2 separate regions of the Homo sapiens genome follow, and region 2 is linked to region 1. Evidence: chromatin loops called from intact Hi-C (ENCODE). Cell type or tissue: HCT116. All regions are shown on one strand. Each heading gives the region's core, and the rest is flanking DNA. Links, peaks and the distances in the headings are about the cores only.

Region 1 (7,763 bases), core at 1,618-6,617:
CATTTACAAATCTCCTTATAAATGTGAAGTCTTCAATTCTGTCTTTTCTATCGTTAGCCTTTTTAGTTAAAAATATGCAAGTATTTCCCAGTTTTACTCCTGGGGAACACTTAGTGTCCTGCAGCAGACTATAGGAGTAGGATTTTCCATTTGGTTAAGGAACTACTTTTTTCATTTGAACCTTTGAAGCAGGTATACCAAGTATTAAAATATAGTAAAATCTCATAATATGTGCCCTCGATGACTATTAGGACATTCAGCAATTTTTTTTTTTTTTTTTTTTTTTTTTTTTTTTTACTCATTTGTTGTAATTCTCTTGCTGCTTTGTGTAGTTATTACTCTCTTTTTCTCCATTCTTCACATATTTTTCTCATGATTTATACCTGGATTTGGTAGTTTTCCAAAGTTTAATGTCAATCTTTTTTTTTTTTTTCACTGTATTACAAGCCAGAGGGATCAAGGTGAGATAGATGACTCATGAAAAAGGCCCATTTCACCATGTCCTAAGCCCATGAGATCAAGAATATCCTGAAATGTGGGCTTTGAGGTTTTGACTCTGATTACTTTGAAATCCAAGGAAGGAATGGATGATTGTGAGAATAGGAATGGCGGAATGATAGGCCTTCATTTGTGTGAAATTACATATATATATACACACACACACATCGGGCCATTTCTCTGGTCCATTTGAGTAGTAGCTAAGATTTAAACAGTCTCAGATTCTCTGTGCTCTCCAGGTGATAAAGGGGTTAAGGACTACAGACAAGACTAAAGTGGTAGACTGAGGTCAGGGGATTAATGAAGCAAAACTTGTAGGACATTGTGGCCTTGGTGCTCAGAAGAGGTCTTCAGCAGAAGTTTTTATGCCAACTCTTAAATCTTGATGACAGTCACGAATCTTGGAGGAGACTGCTTCTCTGCTGCCATTCTTGCATTGGGGCATATTCTCTGGGAAGCACTTGAAAGTGATTTTTTAAATGATATTCCATATTATAGAAAAAAATTGACAAAGGACCTGGAATGGTACTTGATGCATGGGAAGTTCTCTCTAAATGTAAGTAGCTATTATTATTTTACTGTTTTTCATAATAGGAACCAGAGAATCATCAAGGAAGGACTACAATATAAAGTGTCATCCAACAGGACTGGAAATTCATAGCATTTCCCTCAGATTCTAAAAGTATAATGGATACATAATGTAACCAAAAAAACCCTCTAAGTTATAAGACATATGTGGTGACAATTGTTTATTTCTGGGGATAAAACGTGTTGGCCAGGAGAGATAGTTCCTCTTTGTTACTAGTCAATGGACTTTTAGTTTTTTTTTTTTTATGAATTTGCTTCATATTCCAAAATTAGTCTCCATTTTAATCAAGCATGCCTGCTGGGCAGCTACAACTCCAGACTTTCAAACTGGTCTGGTTGGATGGCTTATAAAATCTGTGACATTTCTTGGCACTTGTTTTAAATCTGTTCCATGGTGTGAATCCTATAGTAGTTCTAGAGGTCTTCTATTTGAGGTACTGAGTATATAAACTGTTGAATATCTGAAAGATTGTTCTGATGTATCATCTATAATTTCATTTAAAGTTTTGTAATGGATTCTCCATGTAATAAGCAGAGACCTTCATTTTCTTCATAATAGGAGAAATTTATTGCATTTCCATTCTTTTATAAAATAATATGACTAGCTTATTACCTATTCCATACTTGACAAAAAATAAAAGTGAATTAAATTCTGTAATTGTTTATTAATAAAATTTTTCATCTTTTATCACATTGACTTTTATCACTCTAAAGTGCTCTAATAATTAAAACTAAATGAAATTCTGATAATTACAATTCTTTAACTTGGTAAATTAAAAGAATTGGATATGTTGGGATTATTACAACAGATTGGTTTAAATTATGTGTTTGTTTTTAATGTTATTTTATGAAATTGGCTGCTTGAAGGAATAAACTAGGATTACAAAGTAGATTAAAACTAAAACAAGATAATGTTTATAAATTGAGAAACAATAAATTACATATTGTATTTCCCCTAGATTTTTGTGGTATCTACTTCATTATTCATGTACATCCTAGATTTAAAAAGTAACTCTATTATTAAGGATAATTTTCCATTCCTTTCTGGTTCAACTGTAAGGGAAGATTTCTCCCCTCCTCTCTTGAAAAAGGCTCATTAATAAAAATAACTCATATAACACTTAATAAAAGCCAGATGGTGATTTGAGTGCTTTACATATGTTAGCTAACTTCGTCCTGTGAAGTAAGCAGTATCGTCTGCATTTTTCAGAGGTAGCACAGAGAGGCTACTTACTTGTCCGTGATTGCACAGTTAGTAAGTGATAGAGGCTAGCAGTATGGCTCCAGTCCGTGCTTTTAACCACTGCTGTATACTTCTGAGGGCCAAAGATGTGAGCTGATCTAATTGATTATTTTTCAAAACAGCTTTATTGAGATGTCATTTGTGTATCATAAAGTTCACCAGTTTATACAATTCAATGGATTTTAATGTATTTACAAAATCATGCAACCATTACCATAGTCTAATTTAGGAACAAATTCATCCCCAAAAGAAAGCTTTTACTTACTTGTGGTTACTCTACCGTTTACCTTCTGATTGCTTCCCCCAGTCCCAGACAGCCACTAATTGAAATTTCTGTATCTATGGATTTGTGTATTTTGGACATTTCACATGAATGGAATCATATAATATGTGGCCTTTGTGACTGGCTTATTTCACTTAGCATAATGTTTTCAAGGTTCATCCATGTTGTAATATATATTGTTAATTCACTCCTTTTATTGCCAAATAATCTATTGTACTGATGAGTATTTTTTGAAACCCCATCTTTACATTTATCAAAGACTTCTGTGAAAATTAGCAGTTTGTGTGTTTCATTGTGTTCTTGTTTGTATTTTGGAGTGCTAGATACGTATTGGAAATTGAAAGAGTTAAAACTGAGGCTCAGAGAACCAGTGATTTTGAATCTTGTTTTTCAAATAGGAGTAAAAAGAGCTGTGCCTCTGTTAAGTTTTTCAGTTAATTTAGCTTATAATTTTTTTGGAGCCTAAACTATGAATTGAGTTTTTTTCATATAATTGTATTTTCAACTTGAATAATAAGATGGATGTGATGTACTTCAAGGCATTTTTGAACTATATTTGAGAATATTAAAGTAATATTGCCAAAACAATGTAATGGAGGATGTTACAAACTGTTAAATGTATTCATACTGTTTTGATTCTTAAGTTTCACAAACTGGGTAGGAGACATCACCAGGTATTTGGGAAGTATCATAGGTATGGGAGTGAGAGAATGTGCAAGATCTCTTCTCTGGTTAGTGTGGACCTCTTAAGCTATCTTTATCTTTTTGGCTGTTTCTTCTCTAAAACGTAAAGATATTTTGTGTTGTTGTAGAGTGACAGCATATACTGCAAAGAACAACTTGTCATCAGATAGAGTTTTCCTTTTTATTCTCATTGAAATAAGGTGGTCACTTAGTTTTTCTGAGTTCAGGCTTCCTCATGGATAAGTCGTCTAGTTAACAAGTGGCAAAGTTGAGAACCTGAAAACCCAAGCTAGGTGTTTTTGTTACTATATTACAATGGCTTATAATAACAGATACAAGTATAGTATGTCTCTTTATTCATCAAGTATTTATGGAATAAATAGATAACAATGAGTTTTGGGGCTTGTGGCATTCTGACCAGCTTTAATTGTAGTCAAAAGAAGGGTCTGAAGGTGACGTTTTATTTGGAATATGGGATTTTATGGTCTTGAAAAATGATTTAAAAAAACATATATTTAAAAACTATCATTCTTGGACAGTCCTGGTTTACTATATGTGAGCTATTTACAATGTTTTCTTTTTATGCATCTTTAGTGTTTTTCTGTGGCCTTCCAGTTCTTTTAAGAAGTTTTAAAAAAGCACTATTTTGTACTTTATCATTTTATAAATATTGTGGGTATTCTGGTATTTAAAGGGATGAAAATACCAGTTTTTAACAGCTAACAAATGAATTGAAAGATTTTGTATTACTAAAACTCAGCAGTCATTTGTCTCCCTCTAGCGATCACATAACTGTGCCACATTGCCCATTTACTTAGCATGTTTTGATTGAAAACCAGAAAAAAGAAGTTTAATACCTTTTAAATTATGTTGCACATTTTATGGAATTTGGTTTACATTTATTTAAGATTGTCCTGATTACAATTTTAATAGAAAATCAGTAGTTCCTGCAAAGATTTTGGGAAGCCTTTAATATCTTGCTTCATTGAGCCTGAGAAGCTATGGTTATACATCATTACTGCCAGGAAAAAAATAATCCAAGTAAACTAAGACATACCGTTGATTGTAAGATGCATCTCCATTTCAGAAAGGATAAATTGTGGGAAAAAATCAGCATATAGTTTTAGTACAGTAATGTAATGTCTTTGTGGATATTAGTCATTGAAATGGTTTTCTCATTTATAGAAGAAATTTTTCTTATCAGAATATACCAGGACACATAATGGTATGGTTAGATGAAACTCATTGATAATACAATTGAAGGATCATATGTATTAAAAGTTTAAAGTTTAGAATTTTGAGTTGCGGGAACTTAAGTCAAATGGAGTTCTTTCTGATAAATGGAATTTTGTGGTGGTAGCTTTGTAATATGTCACCTTGCTAGGCTGAACTTATTTTCCAGAGTTCTCTTCTCTGTAATTTGTTTAGGATGAGACACAAGAGAGATTCTTGCATGAGATTTGAAGGCAGAAGTGAAGCAGCAGCCATTTTTGTAGCTTATACAAGTTGTGGCTTCTCTCCTGGCTCACCTTGTTGGTATGAGGTAGTAGTAGCCAGGCTGCAATTGCCCTACCTTCTGTGGAATCCTCTTTCAGTTTCTCCATCTCTTGGGTTAGGTCTGTCAGGAAGGACCCCAGCATGCTCAAGACATCTTGAGACTATCAGGGTCAGAATAAAAACCAACATGGACTTCAGTTTTCAGTCCGTTCTGGTGGGCTTCATCTGGTGATTGTGGATCCTATTTTGTTCTTGCTTTTCCCACTTTATGATGTCTTTCTTGATTGCCTGCCTTACACAAGCTAGTTCCAGCTTCTACAGTTACACAAGATCAAATCTCTTAGTGTCTCTCTCAGTCTGTCTGTTCGTCTGTCTGTCTTTCTCTCTCTCCCCAGCTGTTTGCTTATCTGGTCAAGCACTGACTGATAAATTTACCATGGTACATAATTCTTAGGGAGATTTTATGCAACTTCAAATTTGAAATTCTAGTAATGTAAATTAACATTTAGGAAATTGAATTAACCATTTTCCCTTCAAAATGGTAGTGGTACCTTTTGGAGTACTTAAGTATTCTTCAGTGTATTGTAAGTAATTTTAAGGATTCTTATAAAGAACCAACCTGGTAAAATGCATAGATAAAGGTTTCTGTCTGGTATAATTTTCCTTCTACCTGAAAGGACTTTCTTTAACATTTTTGTAGTGCAGGTCTTCTGTTGATGAATTTGTTCAACTTTTGTATGTTAGGAAAAGTCTTATTTTACCTTTAGTTTTAAAAGAGATTTTTGTTGTGTATAGAATTCTAGATAGATAGTTTTTGTATTTGAGTATTTTAGAAATGTGGTTCTTCTCACGTTTATTGTTTTTGATGAGAAATTCAGTGTCATTGGTATTTTTCTTCCTTTATATTTAATGTGTTTTTTTCCTCTTACTATTTTTAAGATTTACTCTTTATCATTGAATTTAAGTGGTTGATTATGTTGTGTCCTCTTTATTTTCTTTATTTTTTATGCTTGGGGTTCAGTGACCTTTTTGTATCTGTATACTTATGGTTTTCATTAAATTTTGAAAATTTTAGGCCATTATTTCTTCAGCTGTTTTTTCTGTCTTTCCTCTTCTTCAGGGACTCGAGTACACATATGTTTTGTTGCTTAAAGTTGTTTCAGAGTTCACTTGTGCTTTTTTTTTTCACTTGTGCTTTTTTTTTAAGTCCCTTTTCTCTCTGTTTCATTTTAAATAGTTAAATTTTATTTGTCTCCAAGTTCACTAATCTTTTCTTTGCAATATTTAATCTGCCATTAGTCCCATCCAGTATATATATATTTTTTATCTCAGACATTGTTGTTTTCATTCCTAGAAGTTTGATTTGAGTCTTTTTCATGTCTTTCATGTTTCTATGTGTTTACTGTGTTCAATTTTCTTCTAGCTTCTTGAACATATGGAATACACATGTTTAAATGTCCGTTCATTAACTTGATCATCTGGCTCATTTCTGTATCAGTTTTGATTGATTGGCTTTTCTACTCATTATGGGTTATATTTTTCTGCCTCTCTGCATGCCTAGTAATTTTTGATTGGATGTCATATATTGTGAATTATACCTTGCTGGGTGTTGGGATATTTTTTATATTCCTAAAAATATTCTTGAGCTTTGTTCTGGGATGTGGTTTAATTACTTGGCAACAGTTTGATTTTTTTGAGCCTTGTTTTCAAGCTTTGTTTAGTGGTACCAGAGCAGCATTTAGACTGGGGTTACTCTCTCCCCACTACTGAGGAAAGACCCTTCTTTCAATTAGAGAATACTGTAATTGTTCTCCCATGAATTATGAGTTTTTCCACTCTGGCTGGTAGGAATAACCACTATTCCTGGCCCTTTTTGAGTTCCAGGCACTGTTCCCTGTAGTCCTTTTTGGGTGATTCTTTCTCCAGCCTGGGTTAATTTCCTCACACGCATATGCTGATCACTAATCAGCTCAAGACTTGAGGGGGACTCCTTGCAGATCTCTCGAGTTCTTTTTCTACATGATTCTTCTCTGGTACTCTCTCCTGAAACTATTCTCCTTAGCTTTCCTAGACTCTCAGTTTCTCTCCATAACTCAGGGAGACCACTGGATTCTGCCTGAGTTTGCCTCTTTGCCCTGTGGCCTTAAAAGTCTCTCTAGACAGTAATAAGCTGGAGCAGTTATAGAGGTGACCTCTGTTGTTTCTTTTCTTTCAGGGATCACTGACCTTTTATCCTGATGTCCAGTGGCTTGAGAGCTGTTCTTCATTCAGTTTTTTAGTTTTCAGGTGGTAGAGTTCATTTGGTTCTTGTTACTTTATCTTGGCACGATTTTAGTTGCATCTAATTGTGTGTTTTAGAGTCGCTATCAGGAGAAATGTTTATTTAGAGGAGCCAAGATATTCTTTCTCAAGTGATTTGAATTATCTGGTATTCTAGGTACCCAGGTTTAAAAGCCTGTATGGTTTTTCTGCACGTATTTGGCATTCTGTTCTTAGTTTTCTATTCCATGGTACTCAAAGTAGCTGGTTCAGAAACTTTGTTACTGGTCTGTGTTGGAATGAAAAATGTACACTGCAATGTATGTAAATGCATTACTTTCTTCACTGAGAAAGTATTGCTATGAAAAGCTGTTAGGTGAACCCAACAGTGTGGTTAGTGATGTAGTTGATTTATATTTTGTACAAGTGTCTTGTCTTGATATAGCCTGGTAACTGTCGGTGGTCTAGTACTGTTCGCCTAGTCACACTCTTGAGTAGCTGCTTGTACTTTATATTACGTAGTTTAACAAACGTGGACTTTTATTTAATATGCTTTTTATTGTACTCAAGAATATAGATAGGTTCTGTAAGATTGTATCCAGGATTATTCAGTTGCAGATATAAAAGAAAGCAAGCATCCAAAAGCCAACCTATATTAACTTCAGTTACCTTGATTTTTAAAAAACTTATACAATTGGCCAGGTGCGGTGG
Region 2 (7,763 bases), core at 1,763-6,762, 190 kb before region 1:
GGCCAATTCTAACAGGAGGATAGGCAGAGTACATGCATACAAATGCATGCAGGTTAAGGGGTAGGCGATCATGTGGAAGTTCTTTCACGACTGTGTCTATTCTCAGTGAAAGTAAAAAGGAAAGGTCATCAGCTGACACTGCGTGAGGATACCAGAGGCATAGAGACAAGAGAAGGTGTGAAATAATTGTTTAGGTGATGGAAAAGAATGAATGGACTAAGGAAATGAAGGGGAACTGTCAAGCAGCCCTAAGGGCCAACTTGGGATTAGTGATCATTAATTTAAAATTCAAGCCAGACCAACATGGTCATCCATTTACTCCAACCATGTTCAGCTACTCAAGGGCCAATGCAGAGCAAATGAACAGTTGGATTTGACCAGGGGTGGGGTCAAATTCAATAGAGGAAGGAAGAACGAGGAAGCTGAGGATGTGTAATCATGTACGGTGGAATATAAACCAGTAGGGAAGGAAGCTAGGACATGAAGAGGGTAGAGATAAAGAAGCAGGTGTTTAATTATTCTGCTTCAGTTTTATCTACAACAGGTACTGCCATCAACTATAATTGCTTATCTTCCTAAAATTTGAAATTCCCTTCCTTTAGAATTATTCAATTCCTTTTACGGAAGGATGGAAGGTAGATTTCCTTTTCTCCTCCAAATTTATTAAGGTTTAATTGATAAAAATTTTATAGATTTATGATATACAACATATTTCGATAAATGTATACATTGTGCAATGATTAAATCAAGCTAATTAACATATCCATCACCTTATATACTTATCGCTTTTTCTAGATTACTTTTGCTCAGGAGTGGCCAAACTTAGTTTCTTTCAAAGTTCAGAAGACTCTGTGGATCCTTCAGCACTTAAAGACCACCATACAGAATATCATTTTTCCATTCTCATTTTAAAAAAATGAGATTCTATTACAAAAAGGAATCTACAAAAAAAAAACCCAATTCAAATGGATTTAGCTTCTTGTGTTTTCTTTGATAAACACAGATCCTCTAGAAAAAAAATATAGTACTTGATTTTAGTCCCCAACTTCATTTAAAGTGACGCATACTTATTTGAAAGAAGATAAAATAAGAGATGCTTGTTTTCTCTCTTTGGATGTAATTATTAGCATTTGAAATCAGAGGCCAAAAAGACTTCATGCTTTGACTTAGGATTAACAGTCTCTTTTGAACAGAACTATCACTTGTCTATTCAACTTAGTAAAGTAATTGCTTCTTTATTCTCCTTGAAATGTTGTTGTATGCTTTACAAGTACACAATCCCTTCCCTTCAACTCTTATACAATAAGCTCTGAAATGCAAAAGAGTTTTTCTTCACTCATTTGGCAGCAAAACTTTACCTGAACTGATTTAAGGCTATAGTCTTCATTTCTTCTGCTTAGTGTGAATATTCATATATTTCATTGCAGAAATTGTTGGTGTTTTGATTACAGGGGGCTGCCCTGGTCTCTGCTGGGGATGTTACATAGCATATGGTAAATATACATATTACCTTGCTATAATTCTAAAACAAAACTCACATGACTCCAAGAGTTTCAAGTAAGGGATTGTGGGACTATGGGAATTTTTTTCTTTTCCTATTTTATGAACAGGAACCTAATTTCTGGCTTAGTCGTAGAATTATTGTAATAGTTCACTCCCACTTACTAAATAATTATGATATACCAGGCACTGGGTTTTACATATTTACATTATTCTAATTGAATGCTGTGGAATGAATCTTTATGGCCTAGAGATCTAAGTGTATGGGACTTTATCCAGGCTTCTCCCCACCTCAAAATCAATCTGGTTTCCCAGAGTAAGAAGCTGGGCGAGCTGCTCTTTGTGTCCGTATGGTGGTTTTTCATTTCTCTTTGGTTGGAGATTATTATATGGATAAAAAGCACAAACCTTACAGTCAGCCAGGCTCATGTCTGAATTAGCTCTACCTCTACAAATGAGTAGGACAAATTCTTTAACCTCTTTATGAGACCATTTCCACATCAGTAAAATGGGGATAACAACAGTACTGACCTCACAGGGCTTTTGTGAGGATTAAATGAGATGATGTCTGTAAAGTACTCAGCAATTTTACAAAATACCTGGCCTAGTACTTAGTGTATAATCATAAGCTACCTTACCTATCTTTACCAATAAGCATCTGCATGATGATAATTTACTTTCTGTATTACAGCTATTATTCCACAAAACTTTTTTTTCACAGAAATAAGATGATATTTACAAGATGTGTTCTTGTTTTCAAAAGACCCTTATTTTGACTTCAAGGGAAGCTTTATTAAGCATTAATTGTCACAGATACACCGCTATTATACAGAATTTTAAAAGCTAAGGAGATGTTAGAGGGAAGTAAAATACATTGAACAGCTTACTCTGTTAACAACCTTGATCTGATTTTTAAAGTAAGGAGAACAAAATTCAGACTTGGCCAATGTTACAAAACTAGTAAAAAGCAAATACCTTCACCAAAAGCCAGAAGGAAACAGTATCTCATGATGCAGTCTAATACTGTTATGACAACTTCAAAAAAACTTTTTCTACCTTCCTTTTCAAGAAAAAGCTACCTAATACCTAGGTATTATAGAATACAATATTAAGCATATTATATATTAATAACTTTTTGTGACATTAATTCATGTATTGTTTCAAAACCTGCTTTTACTACTAACACAACACTGTAAAATATTTTCATGTCAGATATTTATCTACATCACTGATTCATAATATGTAATTTAATCAATTCTCCCTTATTGGACATTTGGGTTATTTCCAAGGCCTCATCATTTTAAACCAGTGGTTCTTAAACTTTTTGGTCTTAGGATTTCTTTATACTCTTTAAATATTTTTGAGGACACAAAAGCTTTTGTTTATGTGGATTATATCTATTGGTATTTACTGTATTAGAAATCAAAACAAATTTTAAAAACATTTCTCAATTGACTTAAAAACATCAATCATAAACCTAATACATATTAACATATTTTGGGAAAAATAACAAGCAACAAAATTTAGTGAGAAGAGTAGCACTGCTTGACAATTTTTCAAATCTCTTTAGTTCTGGCTTAATAGAAGACAGCTGGATTTTCATAGTAGATTAAATGCAGAAGCAGATATATGTTGTTTTGGTTGAAATTAAGAAAAGCTGACCTCATATAGATAATGCAGTTTAAAAAAGTAAGAGAGAATTTTAATAACTTTTTCAGATAATTGTGGATATCCTTCTTTTATATTAAACCCAAACCTGACAAATGGTGGTTTCTTAAAGGCTTGTTGCAATGTGGAAAGAACTTTTTATACTATGTTACATTAAAATCTATCCCTCTATTTTGTACTTTGCATCTTTTATCTAGGCATAATTTGGTAACATCATACAACGGTCAATTGGAAAATACTCGTTCAGTTAGTTATGCAGATATTCTAAATTCCCAGTATACAGTAACAGAAACTCACATTCTTTAACTGCACCAACAATCTTTTCACAAAAGTCTTTAAGGATTAGAAAGTTGTTAAGTTCATATGGTCAGATACAAGTTTTCCAAAATTCTAATTTTTACTTGAAAGATCCAGTTTTATCATTGGTTACAAATACCCTCAGTTGCTTTCCTTGAAGTAAGACTCACTTTTTTCTTTCTATAAGATGTCTTGTTATTCTTTGAAATAAAAATGGTGTTCCACAAAAATGCAGATAGTATAGCTGGCAACTCAAACAATCACCTAAATACTTCTCAAGACAACCCCAATACCAACTGTAGCAGGATCGTTTGGGGCATATTTTCCATTACATCAAATAAAATATACAAAAGACATGTACTCAACATTAAGATTTAATAAAATTAATAATTTTTAATGCTTCATCAAGGAACATTAAGTGGAATGCTTTATGTGTAGCTGTTAAGAATACGATACCACTGTCTTGACTCTTGCTAAGGGCAGCAGTTTTACTCACCATTCCTTTTGCACCATGAGTATTATTACTCTATTATTAGAAAAATAATTTTCACTTTATGGCCTCCTAGGGATCCATGGAGGGTACACTGAGAACCAATGTTCTTAACAATGCTAAAAGTACATTCTTATAGTTAAATCTTTACACATATTCTTACTCTGGGGGGATAAATTCTTAAAGTGGAATTACTTGGTAAATTATATATATTTGTAAAAATATACATACATAAATTACTAGGTAAATTTATAGACCTATAAATATAGAGCTTTTATACATACATACAGGTGTGCATGTTTTTTATATATGTATATATGTGTGTATATATGCACACACATATGTATGTATAAAAGTACGTGTGTATATTTGCATGTGCACACACGTGTGCATATATACACACGTGTGTATGTATGTGTATGTATATGCACACACGTGTGTGTATGTATAAAAGTTTTTGATGCATACTACCAAACTGTTCTCTGAGTTGGTTCAAATAACTTACATCACCAAAGCAGTCTATGAGGCTACACATCTTCCCTATCTATGCTAGGACTAGACTTTTGTATCTTTGCCAATCTGAGGGTTAAACATAATAACTTTTCAGAACCATCCTGACTGCCACAAAGACTGGGTGGCCCCAGATTAGCCAGGAGACACTACATATATTTGCCTTCATTGTGGCTCACATTTCATCTCATCAAAATGAAGATATTATTTACCCTGTCTAATTCACTGGGATGATATGAGAAATAATTAGGAAAAGAATGAAAAAGTAAAAAGCATTTGTAAGACGATTCAAAGAGAAACAGATCAAATGTCAATGACACACACTCAAAGGAAGTGTATAAATTGGTTTCACCAGATTTTGGTTGTCCTAAAAGTGAGTGAGTTTGGGGCTTGTAACATTTAAGTTTTCTGTTTACTGAAAAATGAATCTAGAGTTTTCCTGCCCTTAAAAATGGTTGTATTTTCTAGGTACATGATTTTTTTTTAAATTTTTTTGGAGAAAATGTTATAAGATGGCAAAATTCTCAATTTAAGAACACAGATGTAAACTTTATTAACAGCAGGCAGAAAGCTGGCCTTCTTCCATGCTATTCTATTCTAATCTAAGAAGATAGGTGGTTATGTAATTCCTCCACATAAATTCAGTCCACCTGGACGTGAAGGGGGAGGTGACTTAACAAACTGACTTCACATCAGTTCACGCATTTTCTCTGCAATTTATTCTTTAAAAATGTTTTTTCCCTATGAACAATACATTCAATATAAATTATTAGATTATCACCAATTTCTACAAAAGCAAATATGCCCTTGTTGCAAATATGCAAAAACAGAAGGAAAACACAAAAAGGAACATTCTTTCCATTCCAACTGATAGTCTACATGAGCTCTCAGGAAGTTTGGCAACTGGGTTTCAAGGTTTTAAGAATATTACAATAATCCAGAGCAACTGCAGTGTAGAGCAATGTGGAAAAAAAGAAAGAGAGAAAGAGAGACAGGGAGAGAGAGAAGGAAGGAAGGAAAGAAGGAAGGAAGGGAGGGAGGGAGGGGAAGGGGTTGATTAAAGATGGTTTCATGAATAAAATATATCATGAAACCATCTTATTCTCTGCTAAGACGATTTTACTAACTATAATTTTGCTTCTAGAAATTAAAATTTCCTCAATTCCATCTGAGCAATCAATACTCTAAAAGCATAAAGTGTTATATTCTCTAATTATTTTTACTTTTTAACTCTGTTCTTGACCAGAAATGAAGGGGAAGGGGAAGGGGAGAGACAGAGAAGAAGAAAAAGGAGGAGGAGGAGGAGGAGACAAAAAGAAAAGAGGACAGCACTCTTAGAAAAGGAGGGAAATCACTCTTGTGAGGCGTTAGCTTTGTGGTTCCAACAGTGACCACCTCGACTTTCCTGGGACAGATTTATTCAGCTTAACAACCCTCACTGGTGACTTGTGACATTCTCCTGCCAGTCCCTGCAGGTACAGTACCCTGACAGGCCATTATAAAAAGGCTCTCTAACAGGGCCACTGGCTGTCAGAAGCCACCAGCTGGCGTGCCACAGCCCTGCAGTCGCCAGGGTCCAGCTGCCAGTCTGGGCGGTGCCGTCCATGCTGCGCAACGTGCCACCCAGCTGCTGCATGGTCACGTCCATCTGGAGCTCTCTAGCTAGACAAATCTCTATGCCTGTCAGATCTCTTCAGCAAGCCTTGTTATGCAAATTCAATTACTCAAGTGTGCCCTATTACTGCTGGCTAACTGCTCCTAGAACCGATCTCACACTGACAGTTCACATTTTTTGCTCACCAAAAAGTACCTCATTTATTCTTGCTTTGCTACCTCCTTGTATCATTAAAGATGAACAGCCAAAGTCCACAGTATTCTAACCTCTCTGCAGTGGGCTACTGTTCTCCACAAAGAGCTGAGAGGAAAATTAATTGCAAAAGAAAACCTTCTAATCAGACATGAAGTGGTGTTAAAGCTGCAGATTCCCCACACTTGACAGATGATTTTACTACCAGAAATATGAAATTTAAATCTTAATGACCGAAAGGAAAATCTGGTATAACAAGTTATATTGGACAAAAAAAAATGAATTATTAGGAGAAAATGCTGTAGTAGCTTTTACTAATACCTACTTTTAAATAAAAAGAAAAGAAGTGACAAGAAATTTCATTAGGTAAAGTTCATGTGAGATAGCTCACTGCCTTGTCTACATTCTCCCCTCCCCTGCACCCTCTAGCCCTAGTCATGCCACTCCCAAACACATGCACTTCCTCTCCCCACTGCCTATACCCTCTCGCCTTACCGCTACAATTAGGAGGTTTCGTTCTTTTTCAATAACTCATTTTAACCCATCAGTGATTTGAAGGTTGAGATGAGTATTTGAAGCCATTTAACCATTTCTAATCCATTCAAGACAACTGAGAAAAAATTCCAAGGTACAGCTGTAATTCCAAGATTCTCACCCAAGCAACCTCATCATAAAATGAGACATTTTAATCAACTGAGGAGGTAAGAGAAAAAGAGTCCATCAGTAGTTACACTTTCAAAATAGCAGTTTCCACAACATGAGTAGAGTATAGCAGTTTAGAAGAGAAAGGGAATAAGTAATGTCTGTTTATGAATCATGCAATGATACAAATACCAACAGAAATTTAGCTAAAATAGGGATTACACAGTGATATCTGGACATCAGTCCCCAAGAAATGTTTCTAATGCACAAATCTTTAGGATCTTTACTCTGAAAATAACAGTTAACTGTTGATTACAAAACTAAAAAAATGAAAAGGCTGCTGGCCAGGCACAAGTCAAATGTAACCATGTTTCAGGTTTAAAGCTTATGGACAATGGAGGGTTGTTGGTTTTTTTGGTTTGCTTCATTTGCTAAGTGAACTTGGAAAATGTGTAAGGAAAGGAGGTCCAGGATAAATACAAGGCAAGAAGTTTTGGTAAACAGTTTTTATTTTTTATTTTCTTTTGTTTAAGAGATACGGTCTCACTCTGTCACCCAGGATGGAATGCAGTGGCATGATCATAGCTCACTGTAGCCTCTAACTCCTGGGCTCAAGTGATCCTCCTGCCTCAGCCTCCCGAGTAGCTGGACTACAGGTGTATGCCACCACACCCAGCTAAGATTTTAAAAATTGCTTGTAGAGGCAAGGTCTTGCTGTGTTGCCCATGCTGTTCTCTAACTCCTGGCCTCAAGTGATCCTCCTGCCTCAGCCTCCCAAAGTGCTAGGATTACAGGGATGAGCCACCACACCTGGCCCAGTATAGAGTATTTTAAAATATATCATGAAAC

Evidence for each region. Hi-C counts contacts between places; a loop is a spot of excess contacts. Peaks named below come from ENCODE experiments on the same cell type or tissue, not always from the same donor. Only the 100,000 strongest peaks of a DNase experiment are listed, where the experiment ranks them.
Region 2: it touches region 1 in a loop (2.1-fold over the local background); 10 of 110 quality-filtered maps call a loop at or near these places.

What each region holds. Positions count from the first base shown.
Region 1 is chr7:27,770,835-27,778,597 of GRCh38, forward strand. The region is part of intron 5 of TAX1BP1 (Tax1 binding protein 1); the gene reads left to right. Among named protein-coding and RNA genes, the nearest start is that of TAX1BP1-AS1, 34 kb to the left of the region's middle. In HCT116, for the core only: a CTCF peak has its summit at 4,087; a DNase peak (open chromatin) is centred at 4,107.
Region 2 is chr7:27,580,901-27,588,663 of GRCh38, forward strand. The region is part of intron 4 of HIBADH (3-hydroxyisobutyrate dehydrogenase); the gene reads right to left. Among named protein-coding and RNA genes, the nearest start is that of TSL, 31 kb to the right of the region's middle. In HCT116, for the core only: no CTCF peak of the experiment used is centred there; no DNase peak of the experiment used is centred there.